3 separate regions of the Homo sapiens genome follow, and all the other regions are linked to region 2. Evidence: chromatin loops called from intact Hi-C (ENCODE). Cell type or tissue: psoas muscle. All regions are shown on one strand. Region 1 overlaps ACSBG1 (acyl-CoA synthetase bubblegum family member 1). Region 2 holds the start of CIB2 (calcium and integrin binding family member 2). Region 3 has its middle 6.5 kb from the start of ACSBG1.

Region 1 (8,000 bases), 67 kb after region 2:
GTCACCATCCTCCCCAAGGCCACACTGCATTTGAGCTCTGGCAGGTCCAGCCCAAGTGTGTGTGTTCACCCACTTCTCTACACCACCTCTGAGTTTAAACCCTGCTCAGAGGCCTTTGTACGTCTATCCAGGCAGCTCTGAGGTCTTCCCGGGGCTTCATTTTATTTTGCCGTGAGCCAGAAGTTCTTGGCCTGGGCTGCCCACAGCCTCACCTGAGGCTATTTTCAAACTCACTCTGATTTGGGGATGCCCTCCAAGAGGTTCTGCCTCAAGGGTCTGGGCTGCAGCCTGGGTCTCCCCCAAGGATTCTGGCGCTGCCCTGCTGGTATCCCCCAAGGATACTGGCCCCACTTGCTTTTCTCTTTCAGGCTTCAGGAAACTTCTCCACTAGAAATGAGGATAGGCACCTGCTCTGGCTCCTCTGGGGATCCAGATCGCATAGTCTTGGAAGGTTGGAGACCATTTGTCCCACCCTCGGGCACAGATGGAAGGTGTGGCCCAGGTGACATCTCCAGAATCACAGGCAAGCCAACAAGTCAGTCTCTGAGGACTCCCTTGGGATGCAGGGAGCCCTTGAATGCCTTAAAGGCTGTTGGGTTCAGCTGGGACAGAGAGGTGTCCCCAGGCCACCACACCCCAGTATGGTGCATGCAGGGACAGAGCCAGTTAGGGGTGTGCCTTAGATCAGGAGGCATCATCAATGCTCCAGAAAAGCCCCCGCTGGCTCTAGAGGCACTCTGAGCTCCTGCTCTGCCCAAACTGTGTCTGACTTGGCTCAACCCCCACCCTGTGGCAGCCCTCACCACCCCCCATCACCCTGTTCCTCACCTAGACTTGAGTGCTCAAGATGTCACAGCCCTAAGCCACTCACCTGCACATAACCCTTCCACTGCCAGAGGACCCCGGCCCCCACAGCTCTTGCTTCCCTTTAGGGGAGACCCTGTCCCAAAGAGAAAGCCATGGAAGGCAGTGGCTGGACAGGAGTCCTACCCAAGGCCTTATCACCACTTCTGGGGCATGTCCCTTGAGCCTCCATTTCCTTGCCTGTCAAATGGGTAAGTAGCCGTTGCCCTGCCTTGCTTGCTGTGTATGCATTAGAGGGTTGCCGTTGAGGATGAGGACACTCTGGATGGAGGGCGGGAAGGTTCCGTGTGAGTTGGAGTGGAGGTGCATGGGGATACCCAGCATCTGACCCCATGCCCACTGCCTCTTCCCCAAACCTTCAGGATCTTTTCCAGCTGCTTCTGCGTGTCGACCATGATGACATTGGCGCAGCAGTCATAAGCGATGTACTGGCAGGCCTCTGGGGAGCTGGTGGTGTAGATGCCAGTGACGATGCCACTGTAGGAGACCCAGGAAGATTCACCTTAGGGGAGGTGCAGAGGGGCCACCCCCTTCCCCCACCCCCACATCTGTAGCCCCCAGACCCAGAGAGCTCCCATAGCCTGGCAGGAGGGGCTCCCAAGGCACCTGAGCACCTCCTCCCCTGCAGAGAGGGCGCCAGATGCAGGTCCACCAGAAGGCCCCAGGGAGGAGGCAGGATGGTGGGGAGTGGGTGGGGGCTGCTAAAAAGAGATAAGGACCCTCCCCTACCCTCTGCCCACTGCCAACCCCCTGGAGACCCCGTCCCTGCCCCCGCCACTCACCCTGCAAATACTGTGCCCACTGCCGAGAAGAACCACTCCGGGGAGTTGAAGCCGAGGATGGCCACACTGTGGGCCTGCTTCAGGCCGAGCTCCAGGTCAAAGGCAGACAGGCCAGGTCAGCCGGGCAGGGACTGGGACCCTCATGCCCCTCTCAGAGCCCCCACCCAGACTGCAGGGGACCTGCAGGCTCCACCCTCCCAGGGTCCCCTCAGTCAGAGAATCCCCTTGGAGGAGAAGGGGTTGGTCACTCAACAGCCCTCACTGCCCCTCCCAGGGCCTTCCCAGCGAGTCTGTCCGGCCCCTCAGCCCAGCACACTGGGCTTCCAGCCCACCCTGAATGTGATCACAAATGAAAAGTGAGTAACAAGTGCTTGGCACATGGTAGGGGCTCAGCAAATAAAAGCTCAGTACGGGGCCCAGCATGGAGTATCAGCCCCACGCACAATGACAGCTTTTACAGTTATTGTTCCTAAGAGCCTTGCCCAGTGGGCAGTTGGAGAGGAGGCCTGTGAGGCCCAGAGCTGGGAGGCACATCTGGGGAGGGGCAAGGCCTTGCCATGAGGGGCCCCCTTACCTTCAGGAAGCCCTTGGCGGCTCTGCGGGCGAGCAGGTAGTATTGGGAGTAGGAGATGTGTTCCCACTTGTCCTGGCGCTTGAAGCCCAAAGCGATGAGGTCCCCATACTTATCCAGGGCCTCGTAGAACATCCGATGCACAGTGTAGGGAAGCTGTGGGCAGCTGGGGTCTATGCGCAGGCGCACCCGCCCATCGGCCCGAGTCGTCCACAGCGCCTCCTCTGTGGGGTGGGGGAGACCACAGCTTGGATCATGCCAGCCTGGGGACACTTGTCCTGCCCTGGGCAGAGCTCGCAGCCCGTCTGGTGCTGACAATGCCTTGGGTCCTCGGCCTTGAGGCTGGCAGGCCAGGGTAGACTGGGGTAGACTGGGGTAGGCTGGGAGACCGCCTAGAGGAGGAGGTCTGACTCAGCCTTGAAGGAAGAGCAAAGTTTAGGGATGCAGCAAGGAAGAGGAGAGGAAATAACTGGAGGACAGACGGAAGTCCTAGACACTCTGTTCCTTCTTTTATCCCAATTGGAATTTGCCTCCCAAGGTTGGGCAGTGGAACTGTCAGATCTCCAGGTGCCTTCAGGGTATCTGTCTTTCCCTGCCCTCCTGTGAACAGGTTGGGGACAGATCCAGCTAGACAGAAGGTCAAAGCACCAAAGAGAACGACCCTCCCGAGGGTCTGGAGGAGACTGAAAACCATCAGCCCTGCTCTCCAGCCTGAAGTCTCCCAGTCTCAGAAAATAACAACAGTCTTTGCTCATTCTCCTCCTACAAATGAGGTGTCTCATTTAGTCTTCACAGCATGGGTTTGGAGAGCTCCACTGCACAGACGGGGCAGCTGCAGCTCAGAGAGGTTCAGTCATTTATCGAAGATCACACATCAAGGAAGTGCAGGGTCAGGATTTGAACTCAGGTGTACCTGATTCCACAGCTCACACTTAGGACATTGTCTGGGGTGCCACCCTGCCTTTAAGAGTCAGAGGCTTACTCTGTGTATGGTGGGTGGGAACAGAGGTCTACCACTTAGTATGCAAGACTTGGACAAGCCACTGAACCACTGAGTCAATTTCAGGGGAAAGATGAGGACTCAGTTCTCAGGGTGGACATGAGGATCAAGAGAAAGGGTGTATATGAAGAAGCTTTGACCTATGGCTGGTGCTCCATAAATGCACATTTTCCTTCTTCCTCTTTTTTCCAAATTTGCAAAGGAAGCTTGGATGGGTGGTCTGGACCCTTTGGTCCCGTGAGACGTCCTTTCCTTGGGGCAAGGGTGGTGGTTCCATGATGATGGTGGGAAGGGATGAGGGCTGGCCAGGACAGGTGGGGCTGCCCTGCCACCTGCTGGCCAGACCCACCTCGCCTATTCTCCTGTCACCGGTCCTTCCCTGAGGCAGACAAATGAACTAGATGAGCTTGTTCCTCCTCTTTGACACTCTTAGGTTGCATGCAGACTCAGGTTGGCAGAAAGAGGTAAAGATCTGGGGGCTGGGACAGGAGAGCCCATTCCTCCTCCTGTGGAGGGCCGGAAGTAGGGATGACAAGGACATATCCAGACCCAAACGGGATACATGGCAGCCTGCAGGAAATGCAGGCGGGACAGGGGAGGGTGCCAGAGAGGTGCTTGGCACCTCTGTATGGCAGAGGTTAAGACCTTCTGGGATGGATGCCCATGCCACTGGCCATGAGGGAGCCCTGAGCCTTCAGGTAGTGGCGTGAGTCAAGGGCCACTAGGCCCCGTCCAATCACTCCTCAGACCTCTCCAAGCCTTGCCCCATATCCCGGGATGCTAGCCTGGTGGACCCCGCTGATCTGCCTCTTCAGAGCCTCTAACTGTTGCATTTTGCTAAAGTCCATGCCCAGACCAGAAAGTCAGGTACACCTGGGTTCAAAAACCTCAATTCTGCCTCTGTGTGCTGTTTGACCTAACAAACCATTCTCTCAGCTGCATCTTCATCACCTGCAAATGTGAGGGGTTGATGAGGACATGGGGACACAGAAGCCCTCATACAGTGCTGGTGGGAATGAGATGGGACAGCCATGTGGGAAAACAGGTTAGCAGTTTCTTAAAGAGTTAAACATAAAACTACAGTACGACCCAACAACTCCACTCTTAGGTATCTACCCAAGAGAAATAAAAACACATGTCCCCACGAAGACTTACACACAGATGTTCTTCACAGCATTGTTTATGAGTCAAAAAATTGAAACAACCCAAATGTCCACTGACTGGTAAATGAAAAACAAAATGTGGTCAGAGAGTAGAATGCTATTCAGCTCTGAAAAGGAACAAAGTGGCCTGGTGCAGTGGCTCGCACCTGTAAACATGTGAGGAGACTGAGGCGGGGTATCACTTGAGCCCAGGAGTTCAAGACCAGCCTGGGCAACATAGTGAGACCCTATCTCTAAAAAAAAAAAAAATTAGCAGGGCATGGTGTTGTGTGCCTGTATTCCCAGCTACTTGGGAGGCTGAGGTGGGAGGATTGTTTGAGTATGGGAGGTCAAGGCTGCAGTGAGCCATGATTGCACCACTGCACTCCAGCCTGGACAACGGAGTGAGACCCAGCCTCAGAAAAAAAATTAAATCAAATTAAATAATAAATTAAAAAAATATAAAAAGGAATAAAGTATTGATAGAGGCTACAACATGGATGAAACTCAAAAACATGTTCAGTGAAAGAAGCCAGGTGCGAAAAAGGAAAGGCAGAAAAGATAGAAAGCAGATTCGTGTTTGCCCCGGGCTGGAGGTGGGAGTGGGGAGTGACCGTGGAATAGGCACAAGAGATCTTTTTGGGGTGAAGGAAATGTCCCAACATTGGATTGTGGGGATGTTTTGCAACTCTGTAAATTTGCTAAAAATAATCAAATTGTGCACTTAAAATGGGTAAATTTCATGGCATATAAATTATAGCTCAATAAAGCTACTTAAGAAAAACAGAGAGAGGGCCCGCATGGTGGCTTACGCCTGTAATCCTAGCACTTTGGGAGGCCAAAGTGGGCGGATCACTTGAGGCCGGGAGTTAAAGACCAGCCTGAGCAACATGGTGAAACCCTGTCTCTACTAAAAATACAAAAATTTGCTGGTGGTGGTGGTGCACATCTGTAATCCCAACTACTTGGGAAGCTGAGGCATGAGAATTGCTTGAACCCGGGAGGTGGAGGTTGCAGTGAGCTGAGATCGCACCACTGCCCTCCAGCCTGGGCGATAGAGCAAGACTCTGTCTTTAAAAAAAAAAAAAAAAAAAAAAAATAGAATGTTGACCCCCCACAAAGTGGTGCAAGAATCTTGTGCAATGGCCCTCAGAGCATGCCCAGGGCCTGGCATCCAGTTGCCTCTCAGTGGTTATTAGTTCTCTTCCCTCCCCTGGCACAGATTCCTCCTACGCCTGGACTACAGAAAAGGTGACTTTCTCCCGTGGGCACATCTAGAAGCTCACGCTCCTCTGTATTCACCTGTTCACCCAGGTTGCCAAGAAGAGCAGAGGTGAGTCTTGGGATCTCCAAGCCAAACGTTTTAACTTGAGCATTTATAATCTCTTTTTTCTTTCCTTTTTTTTGACATGGAGTCTCACTCACTATATTGCCCAGGCTGGAGTGCAGTGGTGCGATCTGGGCTCCTTGCAACCTCCACCTCCTGGGTTCAAGCAATTCTTCTGTCTCAGCCTCCCGAGTAGCTGGGACTACAGGCATGCACCACCATGTCTGGCTAATTTTTTTTGTATTTTTTGGTGGAGACAGGGTTTCACTGTGTTGGCCAGGCTGGTCTCGAACTCCTGGCCTCAAGTGATTGACCTGCCTTGGCCTCCCAAAGTGCTGGGATTACAGGCGTGAGCCACCGTGCCCAGCCACTATAATCTCTTTTTTTGTTTTTGAGACAAAGTCTCACTCTGTCGCCCAGGCTGGAATGCAGTGGCACGATCTTGGCTCACTGCAACCTCTGCCTCCTGGGTTCAAGTGATTCTCCTGCCTCAGCCTCCCAAGTAGCTGGGATTACAGGTGCCCGCCACCATGCCTGGCTAATTTTTGCATTTTTTAGTAGAGATGGCGTTTCGCCATGTTGGCCAGGCTGGTCTTGAACTCCTGACCTCAGGTGATCTGCCTGCCTCGGCCTCCCAAAGTGCTGGGATTACAGGCATGAGCCACCGTGCCTGGCCTATAATCTCTTTTTAATGACAAAAATATGCATACTTGTTCCAAGAAATATGAAACAATTTAGCAGTCTATGACAGAAAAAGTGATAGGCCCTCTTTCTACAAATATTCATACAAGGACTTAGGTTTTATTTTGTTGTTGCAATTGCTTTTTATGAAAAATAAGGTGGCAGGGGAGAGAGATCATCTTATTAATGTATTAATCACAGGTAGCAAACCCAAAATGCTCATGGGACCAGGCGGGTAGTGTATCAGCATCATAGTAAATAATGTATAGTAATACATAATAAATGAATGAAGTGGCCCAGGATTTGCAAATGAAACCAGAGGCAGTCTTCTTTTCCAGGAAGAAATGAGCTCCCTCTCATTTTCCTTTAGACACATGGCCCTTGGAGTCCACCTTTTGTTTCTCTGCTTTTTATAGAGACATGGAACAGCGCAATATTTTTCTTTTCTTTTCTTTTCTTTCTTTCTTTTTCCTTCCTTCCTTCCTTCTTTTTTTGAGACAGGGTCTCATTCTGTCACCCAGGGCTCAAAAGATCCTCCAGTCTTAGCCTCCTGAGTAGCTGAGACCACAGATGCACAGCACTAAGCCCAGCTAATTTTTTTTGTATTTTTGGTAGAGACGTGGGGGTTAGCCATGTTGCCCAGGCTGGTATCGAACTCCTGAGTTCAAACGATCCTCCAGCCTTGGCCTCCCAAAGTGCTAGGATTACAGGCATGAGCCACTGTGCCTGGCCATATTTTTCTATTACGCAAAAAACTACAGGCCAAGTGCAGTGGCTCACGCTTGTAATCACAGCACTTTGGGAGGCCAAGGCAGGATTGCTTGAGGCCAAAAGTTGCAGACAGCTTGAACAATAGAGAGACCTTGTCTCTACAAAAAGTAGATCTTATCTCTACAAAAATTTATCCAGGTGTGTGAAGTATGTAAAGTAACGCATATGCTAATTAGATCAATTTAGCCATTCCACAAAGTAACGGGGACCACAGGTGCATGCCACCATTCCCAGCTTTTTTTTTTTTTTTTCTAGTAGAGACAAGGTCTTGCTATGTTGCCCAGGCTGGTCTTGAACTCCTGGTCTCAAGCAATCCTCCTACCTTGACCTCCCAAAGTGCTGGGATTACAGGTGTGAGCCACTGCGTCCAGCCAAATATATGTTTTAAATCATATGAATCAAATCAAACCTAGCCATTAGCCAAATCATCCATCTTTAACGTTGGTGATATTAACATGCCTGCCTCATTGTGTGCATGCTGTGTGGCTGCGTTGTACTCCACGGTTGGGCCCTCTCATAATTTACTCCGCCACTCTCCACTGAAGGACGCTCAAGTGGTATCCAGCCTCCAGCCCTCCTTCTCGGTTTAGATTATTAGAAGGAGGTTTACCGGATCAAGAGAAAAGAGTGTTTAAAATCTTGATGGACATTTTGGACAGAATTCTTCACCTAATTTCTCCTCTCCCATCAGCTACATGGTTCTGTCTTTTTCCTGTTTCCTCTTCCATGGAGCCTGTGCTTTTGTGTCAGGTCATCTCATATCCTTCCTGGAAGGAGGGAATGAGGCATGGGAAGGGAAGGAAGGTTCATAGGTCTGCAATGTCAGTCTCCTATTAGTCCAGCTGTTTCATGACAGGGACAA
Region 2 (8,000 bases):
TCCTGACAAAAGATGCAAACACTTCCCCTATAACCCTGCTCCCTGTCACAATTACTTACACCTCCCTACATCAATGGTCCTCACGCTGTGGCTCCTGGACCAGCAGCATCAGCCTCACTGGGAACTTGGTGAAAATGTAGATTCTTAGGCTCCACTCCAGATCTCTTGAATCAGAAACTCTGTGGGTGGGGTCCAGGGATCTGCACTTTAAAAAACCCTCCCAATGATGCTGATGCATGTTGAAGTGTGAGGAAGTCTGCTCTAGAGCAGAATCACTTGGGGGACTGTTTAGGATACCTGTGTCCCCCATCCCTCAGCAGACCCCAGACAAATTGTAGAGAAATCCCCAAGGATGGATCCAGGCATTGGCTGTTTTCAAAGCCACTCAGGTGGTCCCAACGTGCAACCCAGGCTGAAAACCACATCACAACCAGTACATGATGTACCATGCACCTGGCACCTGGGGCTCTAAATATCCAATTTTTCTTAATCCTTATCATTAGCCAATGGGGGTGGGCATTATCTCTCTATCTTAAAGATGGGCAACTTGAGACTCAGCAAAGTTGAGTAGCTTGCCTTAAGTTGCACACACAGCCCAGGAGGGCTGGGAATGGAACTTAGGCCTCTGTGCTTCCCTTTCCCCTGCCCCCCCCCCTTTTTTTTTTGAGACGGAGTCTTGCTCTGTCACCCAGGCTGGAGTACAGTGGCATGATCTCAGCTCACTGCAACCTCCGCCTCCTGGGTTCAAGTGATTCTCCTGTCTCAGCCTTCCAAGTAGCTGGGATTACAGGCATGCGCCACCATGCCTGGCTAATTTTTGTATTCTTAGTATAGAGATGGGGTTTCACCATATTGGTCAGGCTGGTCTCGAACTCCTGACCTCAGGTGTTCACCCAACTAGGCTTCCCAAAGTGCCGGGATTATAGGCATGAGCTACCACGCATAGCCTTCTTTTTTTCTTTTTAATGGGAGTAGACCTTGGGGCCCTCACTGGCAAGGAAGCAGAGGCAAGAAAAGATCCTCTGTGCTTCTTGGCCACTGCCTATGACTACAAACAGAGCCATGACCACTGTACACCAGCCACTCCATGTCCTGCGTCTGCTGTGTATTCCTATACTTATACACAGCAGGTGCTTAATACAGGCTTGTGGGATGAGTGACCAGACTTTTCCATCTATGCCTTCCACAGCAGTTACGTTATTTCAGTGGCTGCAGAGTCCCTGCCTAGTCTTAATCTTTCTTCTCTTTCTGAACATTTAGTAACACCTATTTCTTGGTTTTAACATCACTGACAAAACTGCCATGAACCTGCTCATCAACTGATGTTTCACTTTTTCTTCTGTTCACTTGTTTCCCTGGGACTCACCCCAAGGAGGCAGTGCACAGGTAGTGAATATGGCAGGTGTTCTTAAAAGCTTCTCAGGGCTCAGGGTGGCCTAGAAGTGTGGCAGGGGAAAAGGTTTGGTAGTCAGGGTCAAATTCTAGTCTAGCTTCAGACCCTTAGGCAAGTCATTCTCCTTTCTGAGCCTCAGTTTCTGCATCTGTAAAGTGGAAATAGGCCTCTCTGAAGGGGACAGTGTGAAGAGCAAATGAGATAAGGTACAGGAAGTCTATAGGCCCCAGCTGATAGGAAAGAGTACAACAGCTCCATCCACCACCCAGGTCCCAAAGGCATCTCCCCAGAGTCGGTAGCTCTGCTGTCTTTCCCTTCTCTGGAGTCACCAAACACCCTGCCCACCACTACACCCTCAGCTGCCCTGGGAGCTACAGCCCTATGTCTGAAGGAACCCTTTCTTACACTTTTGGAGAGCAAGTGCCCCATCACTGCTTGGTTCCTGACAGTACACAGGGACACAGGGACAGGTCTTCCGGCAAAGGTCAGGTCTGGGTCATGAGGAGTGGAAGGGAGGGAAGGAGAGAGGGGGCCTAACCCAGGAGTGATGGGCTCTCAGAACATTGGCAGCAGAAAACAGGACAGGCTGGGCTTTTACAGTAGAAGCCCAGACGTTTTCCCAGTTAAGGCTTGAGTTCTGCCTCCGAGCCTATATTCACCCTATTCCCCAACTGGAGTGCCCTCTCCTCTTTCTCCAGGTTGTCCAAACCCTTTCTCCAAAGCTCAACTCAAGGGTGACTTGTTCCAGGTAACCCACCTGCCTCCCATCTCCTACATGCCTGGTCTGCCTGTGCCAGCTGTCAGGAGCCGAGCCATGGGCCCTCCCAGCTCTAATGGAAATGGCTCTCCATCCAGCTCTGCCAGCTCAGGCCTCAGCACTGCCCAGGGGACCATCACACGGCTCAAGGTCAGTCTCCAGTGATCTTAGTTGATCCCCACAAGAACCCTGTGACATGAGCACAGCTGGGTTAGTAGTTCCCATTTTAGAGGTGGAGACACTTAGGCCCAGAAGGGAACAGTGGCTTGCTAAGGCCCACAGCATCAACTACCCAGCTGACTTGAATCTAGGGCTTCAGAATCTTTGTCTAGAGTTCTTTGCTCTCCTGGAGCCACGCCTTAACAAATATTTGTTCATTCATTTGACAACATCCTCCAAACATCTCTTTTGTGCCTGGACAGAGGCCATACAAGAAGGAAGCTGGAGTGTAAACAGTGAGGTGCCCAGTATAAACCATTCTGTGGCCACACAAGGGACTGGGGATGTATATGTGTCAGGCTCCCTGAGTACTCCCAGCTGAATGGATTGGTGGAGAGAGAGTCAGGGAGCCCGTCCCAAAGAGGTGAGGCCTGGCCTGGACAGAAAGATGGGCCAGACTAGGTTAGCAAAGGAGCAGGGAGAGCAGCAGGAGAACAAGGGCCAGAGGTGAGGGAGGGCTTGGCTAGAAGCCCTTCAGTGTGCCTAAAACTTTGGGTGCAAAGGGAAAGGGAGTAAGAAATGAGGCTGGAGGCCCGGCGCGGTGGCTCACACCTGTAATCCCAACACTCTGGGAGGCCAAGGCAGGTGGATCACCTGAGGTCAGGAGTTTGAGACCAGCCTGGCCAACATGGCAAAACCCTGTTTTTACTAAAAATACAAAAATTAGATGGGCATGGTGGTGGGTGCCTGTAATCCCAGCTACTTGGGAGGCTGAGGCAGGGAAAATTGCTTGAACCTGGGAGGCGGAGCTGGGATGCGGAGGTTGCAGTGAGCCGAGATCACACCACTGCACTCCAGCCTGGGTGACAGGGCGAGCGAGACTCCGTCTCAAAAAAAAAAAAAAGGAAGAGAAAGAAAGAGATGAAGGAAGAGTGAGAGAACTAAGAGGGCGGGTGGCTGGAGGGGGATGGGCAGGAGGGGCGCAGGAGGGAGCAGTCAGACCTCCAGTTTGCAGGAGACTGAGCAGGCCTAGCCCAGGGCCCTGGCTGTCGTGATGGAGGAGGGGACCTCCAGGTGACCCACAAAAGAGGCTGAGTCACAGGCCTTGTTCTTAACTGAAAACATGGGCTGAGGGAGAGCAGAGAGTTGAAATGGCTGGAGGAGCAGCAGTGGGTGTTGGAGAGGCTGTGACCCCTGTTTTGGAGTTTGAGGGGTCTGGGGGATGGCCGTACAATGCAGAGGAGTGTTCTGGACAGAAGCTTAAATGTTGGGAATCACCGGCACCGGGAACCAAGAGGGTGCACCCTGCCCAGGAAAGGTTAGACTACCAGGCTGGGAGGTCCCAAGAAACCCTAGGTGTCACTTAGGGGAGAGGGTGCTGTAACTCAGGCTCACCCCCACTCAGCCCGGGCTGGCAATGGCTGGCTGGAGAGCCAGAGGGTAGGAGATGTGGGGCTCTCAGGTTTCACAGCTCTCATTTCTCCCACCCCGCCTGGCAGGGTCTAGCTAGGCTCTGGCAAAGAATCAGAACATAACACTGGGACTGGCTCCGATGAGTAACCCAATGCCAGGCTGGTTGGAGTGGGAACCTGGGCTCCCCACCCCCATGAAGCTACTCCTCACTTCTGAGCATGGCTTGCCTGCTTGCCCCTGCCCACTCCCAAGCCTTTATCCACGCTGTCCCCTCCACCTGGAATGCCTCCTCTGGGCCCCACTGGGCAAAACCCGACCTATCTTCCCAAGGCCTGCTCAAGTGCTGTATCGTTTCTGGACTTTGTCCCCCTTCCCTGCTGGCCTCCCACTGCCCACTAGTGCCCTTCCCTAGAACACACTCCACCACCTGCCTCTATCACAAGGGCCACACACTGGAGGTGAGAGTCTGTCTCTGAGTGTCTGAGACTGAGTGCCTTGGGAACAAAAAGCACACATGGCCCAGCCCAGCCCACTCCCAACTAAAGAAGTGAGCCTAGGAGTCAAGATTCGAAATCCTGTGTGAGCCCTGAATGGCTCCTCAGCCTCTGTTTACACGTCTGTAAAATGGGCTAATAATCCACCTCACTGTGATGATCAAGTGAGTTGATGCGTAGAGGGCATCAATTACTGTGCCTGGTACACAGCAGGTGCTCCATAAATGCGTCTCCCCTCTTCCTTCCCAGGGCCTCACCTGGGGAGCTGAGAAATCCATTACTGACAACTAGGGCTTCTAGGAGGAGAAGGGGCCTTTGTTTTACCTTCACCCACATCAGAGGACCCACACTTCACACCTGCTTTCCTTCACAGCCAAAGTAAGCACTGATGAAGGCAACAAGTGCCTATGGAGACCCTGTTGGTGTTCCTCCTGCCCAGTTACACAGGCCACAACACAATCCTGCCCCCTCCGCCTGGGGAGTCAGGGGAGAGGCATCAGATGTGGGACTTGAAGGGTGAAAGAGATCCTCTGGAGGGGGGAAAGGCATCCAGGCCCAGGAAATGGCATGGGCAGAGGGAGAGAGGGAGGGAGGAATGAGCCTGGTGAGCTGGAGCAACTGCAAATGGTTTTAAGGCGGCTGCCATGCAGAGGGCAGGGAAGGGACCTGGGGAGACTGAGGCTGCAGAGATAAGCTGAGCAATTGGCCAGGGCTCCGGGTAAGCCAAGGGGTTGGGCTTCATCCTGCAACCACAGCGAAGTTTTTACCTGGGTGGGACGGTATTGGGATTCCAGATCTGGAAAGCTGGCTCTGGAGGCAGGAAAACCTAGAAAGGTCTAAGGAGGTGGCTACTGAGGGCCTAAGGGAGCTGGGAGAGGTGGCCCTGGAAGGCTGCTACCGGGCTTGCGTTCTTGCTCCAGTTATCTCCATGCTGGGGTCAGAAGGAGCGAACCCCAGCCGATAAACAAGACAGTCCCAAGGGAAGACTGCATGTGGGGACTGATGCACCCCACTCCTAGACCAGACAGGACGCCAGCTCTCATTTCTGCTTTACAGAGACTCGCTCTCCTGGGCTCCTTCCTGGGGCTGGGGGGCAGGGAGCGGGGAGGGCGGTCCTCCGTCCAGCCTAGTTTACTGACTCCCTCTCCGGGCCAGATGGGCGCTGGAATGGGTGGCTGGAGAGGGGTTCGGGTCCTGCCTAGGGCGAGAGTAGCTGGAGAGAGGCGCGCCTGAGAGGTTCTTCCAACTGGAAAGAGCTCTTATTCCACCGGTGGGGAAACTGAGGCACGGCGAGGGGAAGTCACCGGCCCAAGGTCACGCGTCGAGCTGAAGGCAGAGGCAGGGTTTGAACCTGGGAGAGCTGGCTCTCGGGAGGCCTCGGCCAGCGACCGAGAAAAGGGAGGGGCGGCGGGGCGGCGGGGCCTGTGTTGGGGGCCGGGCGCGCCGAGCTCACCTGGTAGTTGTCTAGCTGCTCTTCGGTGAAGATGGTCTGCTTGTTCCCCATGGTGGCCGCCGCGCCGCCGCTCGCCCGCCCGGGCTCCGACTCCCATCAGCGGCCGCCAGACCCGGAGCCAGCGCCCCGTGCCCGCGGCCCTCGGCAGCCCCGCGGCTGGCAGCGGCCCACGGTGGCCGGACCCTTCCCGCCCCGCAGCTCGCCTGGAGGAGGCGCGCGGGGGTCTCGGAGGCGGGGACGGGAACCCGGAGCGGCAGCGACTCCGCCGCCGGCGGGAAGAGGGCGGGGCACCCGGCTCCGCGGCTGCAGCGCGCCCGGGTCCCGGCAGGAGGCGACCTGGCCCCGGGAGACGCTGCCCGGCACGAACCCTTGGCTCCCGCGGCCGGAAGTGCTGGGGGCGCGCGGGGGTCTCGGAGGCGGGGACAAAGACCCGGAGCGGCGGCGACTCCGCCCCGCAGCAGGAAGAGGTGTGAGCCCGGGTCCCGCCGTGGGAGTCCAGGTCGCACGGCGTGAGGGTGCGGGGCCTGGGAAAAAACCCTCTCGAGGCGGGCAGTGGGGCGAGTGGCGCCCCTTGACCTGGGGCGGGGGCGGCAGCGAGGACTGTGAGTGCGTGGATCTAGCTGGGGCCGGGCTCCGCCACCGTCTCGCGTCGCGACCTTGGTCAAGCCCTTACCCGGGCCCTGTCCCTCTGGGGAGAAGGAGGGGGTCAGTCAAGCTGACATCTGAGGCCCTCCCGGCCAGGCCTCGGGAAGCCCATCTGGCCTTTGGGCGCGGCCTAGGCAGGGCATCTCAGACCTTCTGTGTTCCTTAGGGAGCAGGACAGGATTTACTTGGCTTGGTTACAAACGTGAGACTTGAGAGGATTTAAAGGACTTGACTGTGTCCACAGAAGTGTGACAAAGGCCAAGACATTTTTTGGAGCTTTTAAGCAGATGCCATTGTAAGGGAAGCAGGACTTTACCTCTGCCCTCCTAGGGTCTTTGGCTGGGCTTGAGAATTAATTTGGCATAAGACAGATTAAGGGGAGAAAAACAGATTTAATACAAGTTTTACATGACGTGGAAGCCCTCATAAGGAAATGAAGACCCTGAGAACTGGCAAAATCTAAATACTTTTTTTTTTTTTTGAGATGGAGTCTCCCTCTGTCGCCCAGGCTGGAGTGCAGTAGCGCGATCTTGGCTCGCTACAACCTCCGCCTCCTGGGTTCAAGCGATTCTTCTGCCTCAGCCTCCCCTAGTAGGTGGGACTACAGGGGCATGCCACCACACCCAGCTAATTTTTTTTTGTATTTTTAGTAGAGAGAGGTTTCACCATGTTGGCTGGGCTGGTCTCGAAATCTTGACCTCAGGTGATCCACCTGCCTCAGCCTCCCGAAGTGCTAGGATTAGAGGCCTGAGTCACCACGCCCGGCCAATTATTGTATTTTTTTTGTAGAGATGGGGTTTTGCCGTGTTGCCCAGGCTGGTTTTGAATTCCCAGGCTCGAGCAATCCACCCACTTTGGCTTCTCACCCAAAGTGCTGGGATTATAGGATGTGAGCCATCATGCCCGGCCTCATCTCCTGTTTTTTAGAAAAAGAAGGATGATCAAGAGTGCCCTTCTTGCATCTGCTATTTTTCAAGTGCCTTTAACTCAAATACTCAATATGCCAGAGCAGCATATGTTGTGGTGGCATGTTCTGAACTCCTTCCCCATCCACCAAATGGAGTCACCGCTATCTTTTTGGGGTCCAGCCCATACAACTGTTATTTCTAAACTCAGGACAACTGAATCAGTAGGTATTATCTCCATATTATAGGCAAAGAGTTGGGCTGAGAGAGGTTCAGTAACTTGCCCAGGGTCCCACAGCTGGGAATTAGTAGAACCTGGACTGGACCCAGGCACTGGCTCAACATACCATTCCACAACTGCCAGTGGACTTTGAAGAGATCAGGATTTTTTTTTATTTATATATATAAAAAAAAATAGAGATGGAGTCTCACTATGTTGTCCAGGCTGGTCTCCAACTCCCAGGTTCAAGTGATCCTTCTGCCTTGGCCTCCCAAAGTACTAGGATTACAGGCGTGAGCCACCATGCCTGGGCGAGATCAAGACTTTATGCTTTAAAATGCGTGGTTTGTTACTTTAGGATAGTGGTTCTGAAACCACCTGGGAGCATGTATCAAAATTACTTGGGAGGCTGCACCCCTAGATTTTCTGATTTAGAAGGTCTGGGGTGGCTAAGAATGTGGGTATCGAAAGGGTTCCTGGGTGACACTGATGCAGCTGGTCTTGGAACCATACTTTGAGAGTGCTTAGGCTGCTGAAGCTTGTGGGTTCTGATGGGAACAG
Region 3 (8,000 bases), 110 kb after region 2:
GAAGAGAGTCCAAACAGAAGCAAGGCCCTGGGGAGGGCCTTAAGAAGACCTCCCTTGGGCAGATCTTCCAGGTCTGAGCATATCAGGGACCTGAGGTGGCCCAAGAAAGCGACAGGGCCCCAGAGTGCTCAGCGCGGGCCACAGAGAAAAGATGGCTTCAAGGAACCAAAAGCAAAAAGGCCCGGCACACCCTCTCGCCAGGGCAGGCAGTGAACTGAGGGTCAGGTGGCTGCTGGAGGAGAAAGTTGGTGGGCTGGCAACAGAGGCTGATAGGAACAAGGTCATTCTGCAGTCACTGCGAGGAGGGCTGACCCCACCTGGGAACCAGGACAAAGGCAATATATCAACAGAAGCTCAAGGCTGGGACATGGTGCTGAAAAGGTCAGGCTGTAGTGGAGTCTGATTTGGCTGAACTTTTTAAATGGTTCATTTCATTTTGAAAAATAAATACAAGCAATATGCCAGTTATGTCCAGATTCCCTCTCTACTCTCTCCCCTGGTTCTGTCCCCAGAGCTGCCCTGTGTGAGCCTCCCTTGGGCTCCCGGCCTCTGGCCTCTGGTTGTCAGGCCAATGCCAGGTGGTGGCAGGACAGCAGAAGGTAGAGAGAAAGAAAGGTTGGAGTTTTTATTCCTCTCCTTCCCTCCCGGCTGGCCACACTTTTGGCAGCAGCAGCCCCTCCAGCCAGCTCTGGCCTCAGGGGGAACAGTTCCTCCCCAGCTCCTTCAGGTCAGAAGTGTCTACCTCCCTGCAGCTGCCTCACCATCCCCTGTGGCTCCCTTAACACTGTCCTCACCTGTCCCTTCATTTTCTTCACCTACCACTTTTAAGGGGCCATCTCTTGCAGAAAGAACCCTGATTGATACAGTGGAACATGAAAATGTACAAAGGGGACTAACTGCTTGATGGGTATGGGGTCTCCTTTTGGGGTGATGAACATGTTTTGAATCTAGATAGAGATGATGGTTGCACAGCACCGTGAATGTACTAAATGCCACTGAATTGTACACTTTTTTTTTTTGAGACAGGATCTCATTCTGTTGCTTAGGCTGGAACGCAGTGGTGCGACCGTAGCTCGCTGCAGCCTCAAACTCCCAGGCTCCAGTGATCCTCCCACCTCAGCCTCCTGAGTGGCTGGGGCTACAGGCATGTATCACCATGCCTGGCTAATTTTTAAATTTTTTTTGGAGAGACAAGGTCTTGCTATGTTTCCCAGGCTAGTCTTGAACTCCTAGCCTCAAAGGATCCTCCTGTCTCAGCCTCCCAAGGTACTGGGATTATAGGTGTGAGCCACCATGCCCAGCCATGAATCCTACACTTTAAAATGGTGAATTTAATGTTATGTGAATTTCACCTCAATACAATGTTTTAAAAAGTACAAAGGGCTTCATAGTAAAAATTAAATTTTCCTCCCACTTTTCTGTCCCTCTCCCCACCATCCTTCACTCATTTCTTTTCTCCAGAGCCACCACTGTTAAAAATTTCTTTTTTGCATCATTCTAGAAATATCTTGGATATATACAAATGCTAACATATGGCATACACAGTTTCGTGTCTTCTTATACTTGACAACATTTGCTGGAGAACTTTTCATATTTTTGCCTGGAGAACTTCCTGGTTCTCTTTTTGTGGGGTAGGTACAGCATTCCATGGAAGGGCTGGCCCGAGATGCATTTCAACAGCTCTGTAGGATGAACATTTAGGTTGTTTTCAGTCTTTTGCTGTTACAGATGAAGCTGTGATGAATAATCTTATCCTTGCGTGGTTCGTACTTGAGCTAGTCTATCTCTAGGATAAATTCCTAGAAATGGGACGCTAGGACTTGACTAAGTTTAAACTTGAAAATGACCGAGTTTTTGCGAAACTCTTATTGGGTCGGGGGGTCCTTGCTCCCAGAGCTCCCAAGATGGTGGCGGGCCGCTTCCAAGATGGTGGCAAGCCTTGTGTTCTCTGACCTGGGGTTCTTGGCCTCATGGATTCCAAGGAATGGAATCTTGGGCCATGTGGTGAGTGTTATCGCTCTATTAGAAGCCGTGGATCACGGAAGAGAACCGTGGAACCCAGTGACTAGCGTTCAGCTGGATTAGGACAAACCTGGGCACCTAGCTGTGCAGGAACAATGGCAAGCCTTTAGCCGGATCGGGAGCGGCAATGGGTGCCTCATTGGATCAGGAGCACAGTGGACACCCTGCCGGATCCAGACGGATGGCAGTCAGCAGCGGGTCTGCGACAGCGGCAAACAGCAGTGGTGGACGGCGAGCAAAAGCTCAGCTCGAGCGGTAACAAACATGGACCAGAAGAGAATTGCAAGATTTTTTTTTTTTTTTTTTGAGATGGAGTCTTGCTCTGTCGCCCAGGCTGGAGTGCAGTGGTGTGACCTAGGCTCACTGCAAGCTCCACCTCCTCAGGTTCACACCATTCTCCAACTCAGCCTCCCGAGTAGCTGGGACTACAGGAGCCCGCCACCATGCCCAGCTAATTTTTTTGTATTTTTATTAGTGACTGGGTTTCACCATGTCAGCCAGGATGGTCTCGATCTCCTGACCTCGTGATCTGCCCGCCTCAGGCTCCCAAAGTGCTGGGATTACAGGCGTAAGCCACCGTGCCCCACCAGTTGCAAGATTTAGTAGAGTGAAAACAGAGCTCCCATACAAAGGGAGGAGACCCAAAGTGGGTAGCCAGTTGCCAGCTGGAATGCCTGGGTTTATATCCCGATTGTCGTTCCTCCTGCTGTGCTCTCAGGCAATAGATGATTGGCTATTTCTTTACCTCCTGTTTTTGCCTAATTAGCATTTTAATGAGCTCTCTTTATTACCTGATTGGTCAGGTATGAGCTAAGTTGCAAGCCCCGTGTTTAAAGGTGGATGTGGCCATCTTCCCAGCTAGGCTTAGGGATTCTCAGTCGGCCTAGGAAATCCAGCTGGTCCTGTCTCTCAAAACCAACAGATTAAATGTCCTGCCATTAGGAGGAAGGGTGGAGAGCTGTAAAAAAAATTTTTTTTCCATTGAGTTACAGAAAATAAAACTGCAGTTTTGCCCACCTGAGTTTGTCGATTGAGGAAGTTTGTGCCTGCTATGCGTGTAAGGCCAAATGCCTCTGCACCAGCCTCTACTGTCATCGAAGTGATTGCTGCCCTCACTGGTTTTCAACTTCAAGAATTGGCTGGGTGTGGTGGCTCATGCCTAGCACTTTGGGAAGCTGAGGCAGGTTGACTGCCTGAGCTCAGGAGTTCGAGACCAGCCTGGGCAACACAGTGAAACCCCATCTCTACTAAAATACAAAAAATTAGCTGGCGTGGTGCTGTGCACCTGTAATCCCAGCTACTCAGGAGGCTGAGGCAGGAGAATTGCTAGAAGCCGGGAGGCGGAAGTTGCAGTGAGCCAAGATCACGCCACTGCACTCCAGCCTGGGCAACAGAGTGAGACTCCATCTCTTAAAAAAAAAAAAAAAAAAAATCAAGACCACTATTTTCCAATCAATTTCTTTACCACCTTCATTAGTTTTGCCATATTTGGTTTCCCCAGGGGTATAGTACATTATTTACTATTTTTCAACTCCATTTTATAATTTAAAAATGAAATAGCTTTATTCTAAGCAATTGAAGAACTTGTTATATAAATATATACAGATATTTCCCAATGCATGTTGAAATTAACATGAAACTACCTTTTCTTCTTTCTTTTTGAGAGATTGAGGGGGGGGTCTCATCATGTTGCTCGGGCTGGTCTTGAACTCCTGGGGTCAAGCAATCAGCCTGCCTCCCACAACAAAGAGATATTAAGTGTTTTGTTTTTGTTTTTAAAAGCCTTTAAAAAGGCTTGGGTGGGAGGGTCATTGCTGTATGTTTTCAGCATTAGCTTTTCTGGGCCACTTTTTTGTTATCATGCGTATGTATTACCAGGAGACGATTTTTTTTTTCTTTTTAAATTTCAAAATACTGCACCTGGGGCTCTGGATTGAGGCCTCGCAGTCGTCTCTGGGTGCAGGACGAGCAGGAGAACAATGGGCCTCTGCTGACCCCTGCTGGCCAGAGCGCCTCCCACCCACCCAGGTCTCCACAGGACTGGGATCTTGCGCCACTGCCTCCATCCCCAGAAACAGCCGTCCTTCCTCCCCTGCCCCCAGAAGGCCTCCGGCAGCCACCACAGTGTGCTCTGGACATCGAGTCTGGGGCCCGGCTGGGAGACCCTTGTGCTCCAGAGGGCGCTGAGGCTCTGGGCTGCATTTGTGTCCCCTCTGGCCCTGTCTACATCGAGTGGGTGGGGTGTGAGTCCTGGGATCAGAGTATCCTCCAGCTCTAGATAAAACCCGACTTTGGAAGGCCAAGGTGGGTGGATGACCTGAGGTCAGGAGTTCGAGACCGGTCTGACCAACATGGTAAAGCCCTGTCTCTACTAAAAATACAAAAATAAGCCAGGCGTGGTGGTGGGTGCCTGTAGTCCAAGCTACTCGGGAGGCTGAGGCAGGAGAATTGCTTGAACCCAGGCGGTGGAGGTTGCAGTGAGCCAAGGTTGCACCACTGCACTCCAGCCTGGGTGACAGAGACTCTGTCTCAAAAATAAATAAAATAAAATAGATAAAACCCAGAGATTTTTGGAGATTCAAACTCCTCTCCCAGGGACTCACATTCTCTGAGCTATGGGTCACCAGGGCAGAGCTTTCCTGAGAGGAGGGGCAGAAGAACGTAGCACATAGAGGATTCTAACCTGCCAGGACTGAGCTGGGAGTGGGCAATGGAGACCACGGAGGATGGAGGCCTTTGGAGGATTAGGGAAGGAGGAGGAAGGGAGGGAACCCAGATGTCTGGGCAACCTCTGCAGAGGAGGCACCTTCTTTTCTCACCTGGAAAGACCTGGATCAAGGGCCACGTGACCCGTATTCTCCAGATCTGCACCATATAGGGCAGGGGTGGAACACACTGGTTTTTGGATTTGCACCATGACCCAAGCCAAGTCACCTCTCTGAGTCTCAGTTTCCTCCTCTGTAAAATGGAGAGTCCTGATTACCAGGGGCAGAACCCCTAACTGAAACCAGCAGAGACAAAAAGGACCACGAGATGATGGGTGCAATGCAGGACAGGGTGAATAACTAAACACAAAGGGGCGAGGGGTGCTCTGCCACTGGGAAGGATCCCCCTTCTCCACCTCCCTTATGAGGGAGTGAATCTCATGGCTCACTCTGCACTGGCTCCCTCCTGTGGAGAGACCGGGGATAGGAAGACAGCCGTAAGTTCCCCGGCTTTCTCCCCTCAACAGAATGGTCCAAAGTGCAGCACACACAACCTGTCTGGGTCACCTACATGACATAGCAAAGAGCTATGTTTCCTTGTGCAATGAAGAACAGCTCAGAAATGCAACTACCTTCTATTTATTTGCTTTCCTTCCTTTTCTGCCTCATGTCTTTTTTTTTTCCCTGATTCTTGTGCCCTAGAATTCCACTTCCAATAAAGCCTTAGGACATAAACTTTGCCTTGGGCTCTGTTTTCTAGAGCATCTGGGATGAGATAGATGCTTATAAGCTGTTTGACCTTGGATACATGACTTAACCTCTCTGTGCTTCAGTTTTCTTATTTGTAAAATGGAGTCATGATTCCTAGTTCATGAGGTTGCAGTGAGTTAAGTCTACTGAAGGCACTTAGAGTGGTATGTAAACATCCAGTTAGAATTCATTGCCAGGTGCAGGGGCCTACACTTGTAATCCTGGCACTTTGAGAGGCTGAGGGGGGATTGCTTGAGTCCAGGAGCTTGAGACCAGCCTAGAGACCTTGTCTCTACAAAAAAAAAAAAAAAAAAATTAGTTGGGCATGGTGGCACATGCCAATAATCCCAGCTACTCAGGAGGCTGAAGCGGGGAGGACTGCTTGAGCCTGGGAGTTTTAGGCTGCAGTGGGCCAAGATTGTGGCACTGCACTCAGCCTGAATGACAGAGCAAGACCCCGTCTCAAAAAAAAAAAAAAAAGAAAACAGAAAAAAAAAGTTTTCGCTGTTTTTAGTATCCTCGGGCCTGAGAATGCTCTGGACATTGGGACAGAGGCAGCTCATTGGCAAAAAAAATGGAGATTTGAATGACTCTCCAGGGATCTCATCACGACAGAGCCACGCAGCTGAGGATGTCTGTTGCTACCCAGGCTGCACCTTCCACGCTGGCTGCCCCTGACCTTAGGCAGTGGCCTGAGGCTGGGGAAGGAACACTGGATTGAGAGTCAACAGGACTTGGTTCCAGCTTGCATGACCCTGGGGGAAGCCTCCACATCGCAGAAGCCCAGTTTCCTCACCTGTAAATGACTACATTGATTGAACAGAAACCCAGTGAGCACTTAGCCCAGATGGGGTCTGTGAATGTCACACCTGGAAGGGCTTAGAAACACTTCTAGCATTCTGCCTTCCTTTTAGATGAGAAAACTGGGGCCCTGAGAGAGGAAATAACCTGGCCAGGGCGAGGGAGAGGACTTGTGGATTAGACAGGGACAGAGGAGGTGTGGCAGGGGGAGGGGATATGCAAATTCCTTTCTCAGCGCCTGAGCACTAGCCTGGGAATACCTGGGAATAACTTCCTCTGGCACAGACCCCCAACATCAGGGACCTCAGAAAGCGGTATCTTTTCTGAATCTGGGGACCCCTCCAGGTTCGGCTTGGGCCAGCGGATGTGGCTGGGAATGGGAAGCCAAGGCCCAGGAGTCCTGGCAAACGGCCCAGACAGCCAGAAGCCAGGGCCAGCACAGGCTGGGGCAGATCAGTGCTGCTCACCAAGGGGCTGGACAGCCAAGCATGAAGAACTTGCTCCCCTGCTCAAACCCCATGTCCTACTTAATGACAAACTTCTAAGGCCAGGAAATGGGGGGCTGGGGGAACATCTTCAGCTGAGCCAGGCTGGGGCCCTCTGAGATTCCAGCTGAGTGTTGCCCCCACCCTCCTTGTTGATGTCCAGAGGGCAATTGCTGGGAAGAAAAGAGTGCCCAGATGAGTTTGCACTCAGGTGTGAGAGGTGCTTCCTGGACTTCCAGAACAAGGGAGGAGAGGGGAAGGAGGAGACACTGGTGTCCAGAGCCATGCCAGACATTCACCTCCAAGGCTTCATGTGTGCTTCATGACAGTCCTGCCAGAAGGCATTATTATAACCCTCCATTGTGCAAATAGGGACCTGAGAGGGCTGCGGCATGCCAACGTGCCATAGTAAGCCAGTTTCAGAACATACACAGGGTGACCTCTGACCCAGGCCTCTTATCTCCAGGGCCAAGGGTGGGGCAAGAGCTCAGAGGAGGGCTCTGCAGCTATAGGGTGATGAGTGCGTGGTGGTTGCATTGACCGTGGGAATGGGCCTTTCTCTGCTTGTTCTCAAGGAGACCAGAGGAACTCATCGTGCAGGGCAGTTACAGCTGAATGAATTCGTGCTCTTTTCTGTCATGTTACCCAAGGCTCTAAAAAAGTTTTTTTTTCCTTCTCCCCAAACAGGAATTTGATCACCCCAATAGACCACTCTTGCCTGGTAGGACTTTGGGAGCTTCATTATTTATGAGGGTCTCTCTCAGGCAGAACCCAACCAGACCTTGCCCCCACTCCAAGATAGAGCAAAGCCCCTATCACAGCCTGGAGAAGAGCTGCCATCCTGGATGCTTGGGAACAGCTGGAGTCAGCCTTGATCAGCCCTCTCTGAGGACTCAGGAGGGTCCTTGGCAAGAAGAGTCGTCCCATCCCCAGGAACCATCAGCATCTCTGATGTCCTTCAGAGCCTGAACATCTCGGTAAAGAACATTCACACTGCAGGGCCATGAAGGCCAAAGAGAGTGACACAAAGAGACACAAAGCCCTTTAGTTGCTACTTGAGGGCTGGGCCCAGGTAGAGATTGCAGACACCCCACCGCCTCCTCCCACTCCAGCTTCCCACATTTATCTCCTCTGGGAAGCCTTTCTAGACACCCCCACATTCCCCAACTTCCTCATATAGTCCATGGAGACTCCCCCACCGCCTGCTACTCTCAGCTAAACTGCCACTTCTGCTCAG

The links. Hi-C counts contacts between places; a loop is a spot of excess contacts. Peaks named below come from ENCODE experiments on the same cell type or tissue, not always from the same donor. Only the 100,000 strongest peaks of a DNase experiment are listed, where the experiment ranks them.
Region 1: it touches region 2 in a loop (2.4-fold over the local background); 93 of 110 quality-filtered maps call a loop at or near these places.
Region 3: a loop joins it to region 2, with 2.9 times the contacts of the local background. A loop is called at or near these places in 106 of 110 quality-filtered maps.

The regions. Positions count from the first base shown.
Region 1 is chr15:78,192,286-78,200,285 of GRCh38, forward strand. It overlaps ACSBG1 (acyl-CoA synthetase bubblegum family member 1), which reads right to left. Exons shown (of 14, transcript NM_015162.5): 3 at 2,221-2,441; 4 at 1,647-1,735; 5 at 1,221-1,341. Among named protein-coding and RNA genes, the nearest start is that of ACSBG1, 38 kb to the right of the region's middle. RefSeq lists an enhancer at 3,398-3,447 and a silencer at 3,608-3,667. In psoas muscle, a CTCF peak has its summit at 3,549 (motif pointing left); a DNase peak (open chromatin) is centred at 3,609.
Region 2 is chr15:78,125,496-78,133,495 of GRCh38, forward strand. CIB2 (calcium and integrin binding family member 2) reads right to left here and starts at 5,950. Exons shown (of 6, transcript NM_006383.4): 1 at 5,670-5,950. The coding sequence starts at 5,720. RefSeq lists a silencer at 5,655-6,174. In psoas muscle, CTCF peaks have their summits at 5,988 and 6,191; DNase peaks (open chromatin) are centred at 3,806, 5,606, 6,036 and 6,376; H3K4me3 peaks cover 2,098 bases; H3K27ac peaks cover 2,384 bases.
Region 3 is chr15:78,237,098-78,245,097 of GRCh38, forward strand. No RefSeq gene overlaps it. Among named protein-coding and RNA genes, the nearest start is that of ACSBG1, 6.5 kb to the left of the region's middle. In psoas muscle, CTCF peaks have their summits at 4,032 (motif pointing left) and 5,194 (motif pointing left); DNase peaks (open chromatin) are centred at 4,014, 5,159 and 6,694.